Regions from separate parts of the Homo sapiens genome. Here region 1 is linked to region 2. The links are chromatin loops, found by intact Hi-C in ENCODE. Cell type or tissue: sigmoid colon. All regions are shown on one strand. Each heading gives the region's core, and the rest is flanking DNA. Links, peaks and the distances in the headings are about the cores only.

Region 1 (2,915 bases), core at 93-2,592, 51 kb before region 2:
AGCATCATCTCCACTTTACAGATGACTAAGTGGAGGGTCATAAAAGCTGACTATCATGCCCCAAACCATACAGCTAGTAAGAGGAAGAGCTTGCATTAGAATTTAGATTTACTGAATTTAAAATCCCGAAGTCAGATCCATCCTCAGGAGAGGAAATCCACTGGGGAAAAAGGTCAGAACCAGCCATAAGGGAGCTCTTACAGAGTAGGAAGATGTTGGGTTTGGAGAGGAGATCTCAGAAGAGATCCATGAGTGCCATCTTCCAATACCTGAAGGCTCACCGGTGGTTAGACTGGCTCTGTGTCATTCCAAGGGGTAGCAGTAGAGTCAATAGGTAGAAGTTGTAAGGAGAAATATTTCCACGGAGACTGAGGACACATTTTGTCAACAGTCAGAGCTGCCCAAATTCGGATACTTTGGAAGATAGTGAGGACCAGGTGCTGCAGAAGACCAAGCAAAGGCTTTTGATACTTGGCCTGTTCCCCAAAGGCTGCAGCACTGTTCTGTGGAGTGGCTACATCAATTCGCCTGGGTGTTATTCAAAATAAGCAGGTCCATCCCAGGCCTACTATATCAGAATCTCACGGAAGTGAGGCCCAATGACTTTTATTTTGAACAAGTGTTTGCAGTTATTGTGATGTTGTGATGTGCAGCCAGGATTCAGAGCCACTGCTGCACAGAGGACGACATTTAAGCATCCGTTGGATGGTTGGACTATATGACTTTTCAAATCTCTTCCAGTGTTGAAATTCTATTATACCATGTTCGCTAAAGCTTGCCAACCAAATTATGGTGAGTGAACTTGGCAAGATTAATCATTTCCTTATTTGGCCTGTTTACTACTTAATGGGCAGCAGTGGGGGTAGAGTTCTTTGGCTAAAAAAGCAAAACTGCTAGTTGCCCACATTAGTTGAGATGCATTAGATTTTAACTCTTTTTTTTTTTTTTTCCTTTGGTAAGACAGGAATTCAGGGGAAGGGGCAAGGTAAAACAAGAAATATTTTCTCATATTTTCTTGCTAATAGAAATGTCAAATTTTTGCACTCATTGCCAGGAACCATGGAGTTCCAAGCTCTTTTATAAAAGGCAGTTAGGAACTTTGAGTTGGTCTACTATAGATAAGGATAGCAAAGGGCTGCAAAACTTGGCCTGTGGGATGAGACCATGTTAACAGTTTCCAAGGAAGCAGCTTTTACAAGCTTTATTCATAACACACCATTGACGAAAAGAAACAAGTGCCAAGCCCCATCAAGTTGAGGTATTGTTGAGAACACAGCTGGGTCACAGACGGAGTTGGAAAATGCAACCAGAGGAACACCAAGAGCAGCAAACTGAGAATGAGTTTTTGCTTTTCAGTCTCATCACTGAAAAGACACCCACGGCCCTCAGTCCAAATAGAAAGGAATCCTTGAGGACTGAAGCTGGGGTCACAGAACATCTGAATCACCAGATCCAGGTGCTGCACGCTCTTGGTCAGAGTGAGGACTGTACAAAAAGAAAAACAGGATCCCCTCTCCGAAAAGCAAATGAAGTGGTCATTTCTTTGCCCAGAACAATGCAGAAAAGTTCATCATTTTGCTGCCTTTTTTATGGAAAGATAGCCTGAAGGACAGGTACTGAACTAAAAAAAATTAGCTAAGGAGGCCAACAAGAATCCAGGTAAAAAGAAAATGTGGTAATAAATGCCTTAACTCCATTAAGTTTGAGCCAATAGCTGCTCAGTCAGGAAAAGCCATAAATGTAGAGGAGGCTGTTATTGGTTTCAGGTTCTCTATTTCTCCCTGAAGGGCATTATTTTGTTCTTTGCTTCACTCAGCTATTAAACATGGTCTTTTGAGAACAATATCTGGATTTAAGACACGTGGAATCTATTTTTTTTTCCCCTAAAACTTCCATCAAGTCATTTGTCCCCACTCTTTCTAGTTGGTCATATTTCTGGCACGGCTATAACAACCGTTTTATCATTTCTTATGGGATAATCCGATTCCAGTTCTCATGGCTCCTTCCGGTTCTACATTCGGGTTGTCTCTTTCTCTATAAGCGAGTGGGCTGCCATCATTTCAGATCTGTGCCTGTGGTTTGTGTGCCTCGACAAGCCATTGTCATGTGGACACAGCTCAGAAAAGTGTCTACATCTGGAAAGAATGGGGAACAGCTCATCTATGTACTCGGTAATAAACGCTCCCGAATATTCCCATACTAGGATTTCTACTGGGAATTCAAAGAAAGTCAGTGTGGTCTGACTTTTGTTTTTGTTTAAGGAAGTGGTTTTCAAAGTGAGGTCTCTGGTGGCTGTGAGCTAATTAAAAAATGCAACTCCTTCACCGACTTCCATTTTTATGTACCACTCAGGTCTTCTTACTAGGAATTTATAAACAAAATTAGCACCATACTTGAGGATGCACAGAACTCTATTTTGTCCTCTCCTAAGAGGTCCGGCTGTGAAAACACTTGGCATCACGACTTTGACTTACTTTTTTTCCTAATAAACAGATTTCATGACCTAGTATGCATCGTGGTTAACCACAGCTACAGCTAAATAAAACATCTACATGTAAACAACCTCTTCTTGTTACTATCTAGTTGCTCTTCCATGGAAGGTTGAAATGGGTGGACCATTACAGTCTTTTGTCTCAACTGAATGGTGTGGAACCATAAAAGTTTGTGAGGACTAGTCTAAAACAATGGGATGTACCAGAAATGGAACAAGCTTTTGGAGTCAGACCAACCTAGGGTCAAGCCTCCATGCACGGATTTCAGTCGGCAGGTTGAAATCCAGCCTACACTCTGCCAGTCAAGCCTCTGTAGAGCTTGGTTTCATTCAACATTTACTTCCCTAGGAGTAAGGGGGAAGGAGTAGGAGCTGACTTTGTAATCTAATGTACATGAAGGTGTATAGACCAGCTGCGGCCCTG
Region 2 (2,915 bases), core at 211-2,710:
TAAGAAGGTGCAGCTTCAAAGCTGGAATTCATAGAGCCATAGAGAGGTTATAAAGCAGTATCACATAATAAAATTAAAGTGTTCCTACCAATTATAAGGGCATTCTTTTGTGAGTAAAAGCATTTCTTACGGTGTTCAAACATATCTTAGTATACTAAAGAGAAACGGAAATATTCTACACATAGACTTTATTTTATGGGAATGATAGTGCCTTCTGGGTCTTACTTCACTGGGATTTTTAAAAATCAAGGAAATATATATGAACGTGTTTTGTTCCCTCTGAAGAAATGTGGCATATAAATCCAAAACCTTGTTAACTTAATTCAATAAAACTTTATGGAAATGATATAAAAGCACCTGGTGAATTCTAGTTTATGCTCTAATTACCTACACAAAACATTTTTCACTCACTCCATAAAAGGGTTATAGCCCATTTTTTTTTTTTATTTATGCGAGCTTGAAATGAAACTCACTTCCCAGTAAGGAGGTGATTCGCTGTCAAATCATGGGAGAAAGATTGTTTGACGAGGAAAGTTGATAGTCACATCCACGTGTTCCTACCCCGCCTCACCACACCACACTCTGGAGCAAACAACTCCTTTTTCTTTTTTTTATTCTAAACTGCGCTTGAGAAGTCTTATTTATACAATTTTACGCAAGCTAAGGGGAGCACATTGCGTTCTAGTCTTCTTTTCTTCTCCCCCTCTCTCTCCTTTTTCACAGAACCTAATTATTGGACACATGGCTCCTTTAAAACAATCAAGAACAGGAAGGCATGTCCTCTCTGCCGTTCCCTCTGGCTCTGAGGAAAGGCAGCCCGTTCAGGGTTCAGGGCCCGGGAATTTTTTCTGAGCAATAACCAGCTTGAAGTGGCCCTGCCAATGGAGTCCTCTGGGGCTGAGTTATCGGAAGCCCCAGAGATGCTCGTTCTCTGCAGGACATGGAAGTCTACCCTGACCAGAGGAGGGGTGAGACCTTTCGCTAGGGTCCTTTCACCTGCTCCACGTAGACCCCCCACCAGAAGTCTGCACCCCTCCCGCCCCCTTTTGCCTCGGCAGGAAGTTTCACACTCGCTTGTCTGGCCCTGAAACAAGCTTCCTCTTTCTCAGATGCAAGGCCACCTACTCGCTCTGGAATTCCTTCACAGACTAACCAGGCCCTTCTTGAGCAGGCCCCCAAAAGAAAAATGATTAATGTGGCTGATACGTATATTGCAGACTGTCCGTCAACAGAAGTGGAAAAAAAACACCTTTGGGGGCTGTCCCTAGGCTTAGGCACTACAGCGAGTTCCCAGCTTCAAAGGAGCTTTATCTAAAAGCCATTTTTCTCTGGAGCTGAGAGGAGCAGGGAGAGCGGGCAGCCGGCCAGCCACAGCTGGAGAGAGGACTCTAAAGGCCTGTTGAGCACCAGCTCCTTTGCTGGGTTGCCGGCTCTGGTTTTATTTTGGCCGTGTCAGATTCTGGCTTGAGTTTGTACTGATGTTGCCAGCTCATTCGTTATGCCCATAAAATAATAATGCCAGCAATAACAACAATGAATAATAATAACACAGCAGATCCCGTTTACTCAGCACTCACCATGTGCCCGATGCTGGGCTACATATTTAACCTAAATTTTCTCATTTAATCCTTACAAACTCCTAGAGGTTTAATGACCTCCCTAAACCCAAGTCAGCCATGAAATTCTGTCTGAATCCAAAGCCCATTGAGGACTCTGCTCTTCTATATATGGCCTGGGCTGTATTTTCAAATCCCCAGAGGACGGAACTTTTAAAAGGCTGTTACCCGCCCAGGCCCTGGAGGCTGGGAGGTCACCGAGGGGCTGTCATTTTTAGGAAGGTCCTATCCACAGAGAGATGGCCAAGCAATGTGCCCACCTCTTTAAGTTAAAGGCTAAGGGAAACGTCACACTCTCAAATATTAGAAGGAAAATTATAAAATTGGTGAATATCAGAGTAAAGCAAAATTTGCCTTTCATATAGTAGACACTCAAAATCATTCTATGAAGTAGAACCCTCTAATTTTTTTTCTCCTAGACTTACCTCTTTTGTGCTTAGTAGGCCCTTTTGATGTCTGTGTAGGGGAGGTATTGCCCAAGCTTATTTTCTTTGTGACAACTTGAGTTCTTGAGCCATAGATTTTTAGGCCATGTAAAATGTAGGTGGAAACACAATTTCTCCCTTAACTTCTTTTTCTCTATTATCCTGATATTTAAAACATTCGTTGATTAAGTTTTTTTTTTTTTTTTGAGATGAAGTCTTGCTCTGTCTCCCAGGCCGGAGTGCAGTGGCGCAATCTCGGCTCACTGCAACCTCCGCTTCCTGGGTTCAAGTGATTCTCCTGCCTCAGCCTCCCAAGTAGCTGGGATTACAGGCGTGTGCCACCAAGCCCGGCTACTTTTTTTGTATTTTTAGTAGAGATGGAGTTTCACCGTGGTAGCCAGGATGGTCTCTATCTCCTGACCTCGTGATCCACTTGCCTCAACCTCCCAAAGTGCTGGGATTACAGGCGTGAGCCACTGCGCCCAGCCGATTAAGCTATTTTTGAACATATCATAGTAATGTGAACCACAAATTAGCATATTTTTCCAGGGCTGGAACATTTATTGAGGTTTCAGAACCTAAACATTTCCCAAGAAAACCTGCACATTAGTATTAGCAGAGTCCATAAATTGTTTTTAGAAACAGGTACTAAATAAATCCTAAATATATAAAGAATAGAAACGAAAACAAGACAACCTATCAGAGTTTATTTTAAATGTAATCCAGATAGAAGATTTCCACTCGGGCATTTTAGCAGCACACTCTGGCTTCGAGGCCGAGTGCAGCCCTGCGGTCAGCCACAATCCCCTTGGCTCTGTTGCTTAGTCAAGGAGCAAAATCAATGGCCTGTCCTTTCCTCTTCCCCCATTCCAGC

Evidence for each region. Hi-C counts contacts between places; a loop is a spot of excess contacts. Peaks named below come from ENCODE experiments on the same cell type or tissue, not always from the same donor. Only the 100,000 strongest peaks of a DNase experiment are listed, where the experiment ranks them.
Region 1: a loop joins it to region 2, with 2.2 times the contacts of the local background. A loop is called at or near these places in 2 of 110 quality-filtered maps.

Annotation. Positions count from the first base shown.
Region 1 is chr3:23,661,743-23,664,657 of GRCh38, reverse strand. No RefSeq gene overlaps it. Among named protein-coding and RNA genes, the nearest start is that of UBE2E1, 140 kb to the left of the region's middle. In sigmoid colon, for the core only: no CTCF peak of the experiment used is centred there; a DNase peak (open chromatin) is centred at 1,257.
Region 2 is chr3:23,610,419-23,613,333 of GRCh38, reverse strand. No RefSeq gene overlaps it. Among named protein-coding and RNA genes, the nearest start is that of UBE2E1, 190 kb to the left of the region's middle. In sigmoid colon, for the core only: no CTCF peak of the experiment used is centred there; DNase peaks (open chromatin) are centred at 1,056 and 1,383; H3K4me3 peaks cover 743 bases.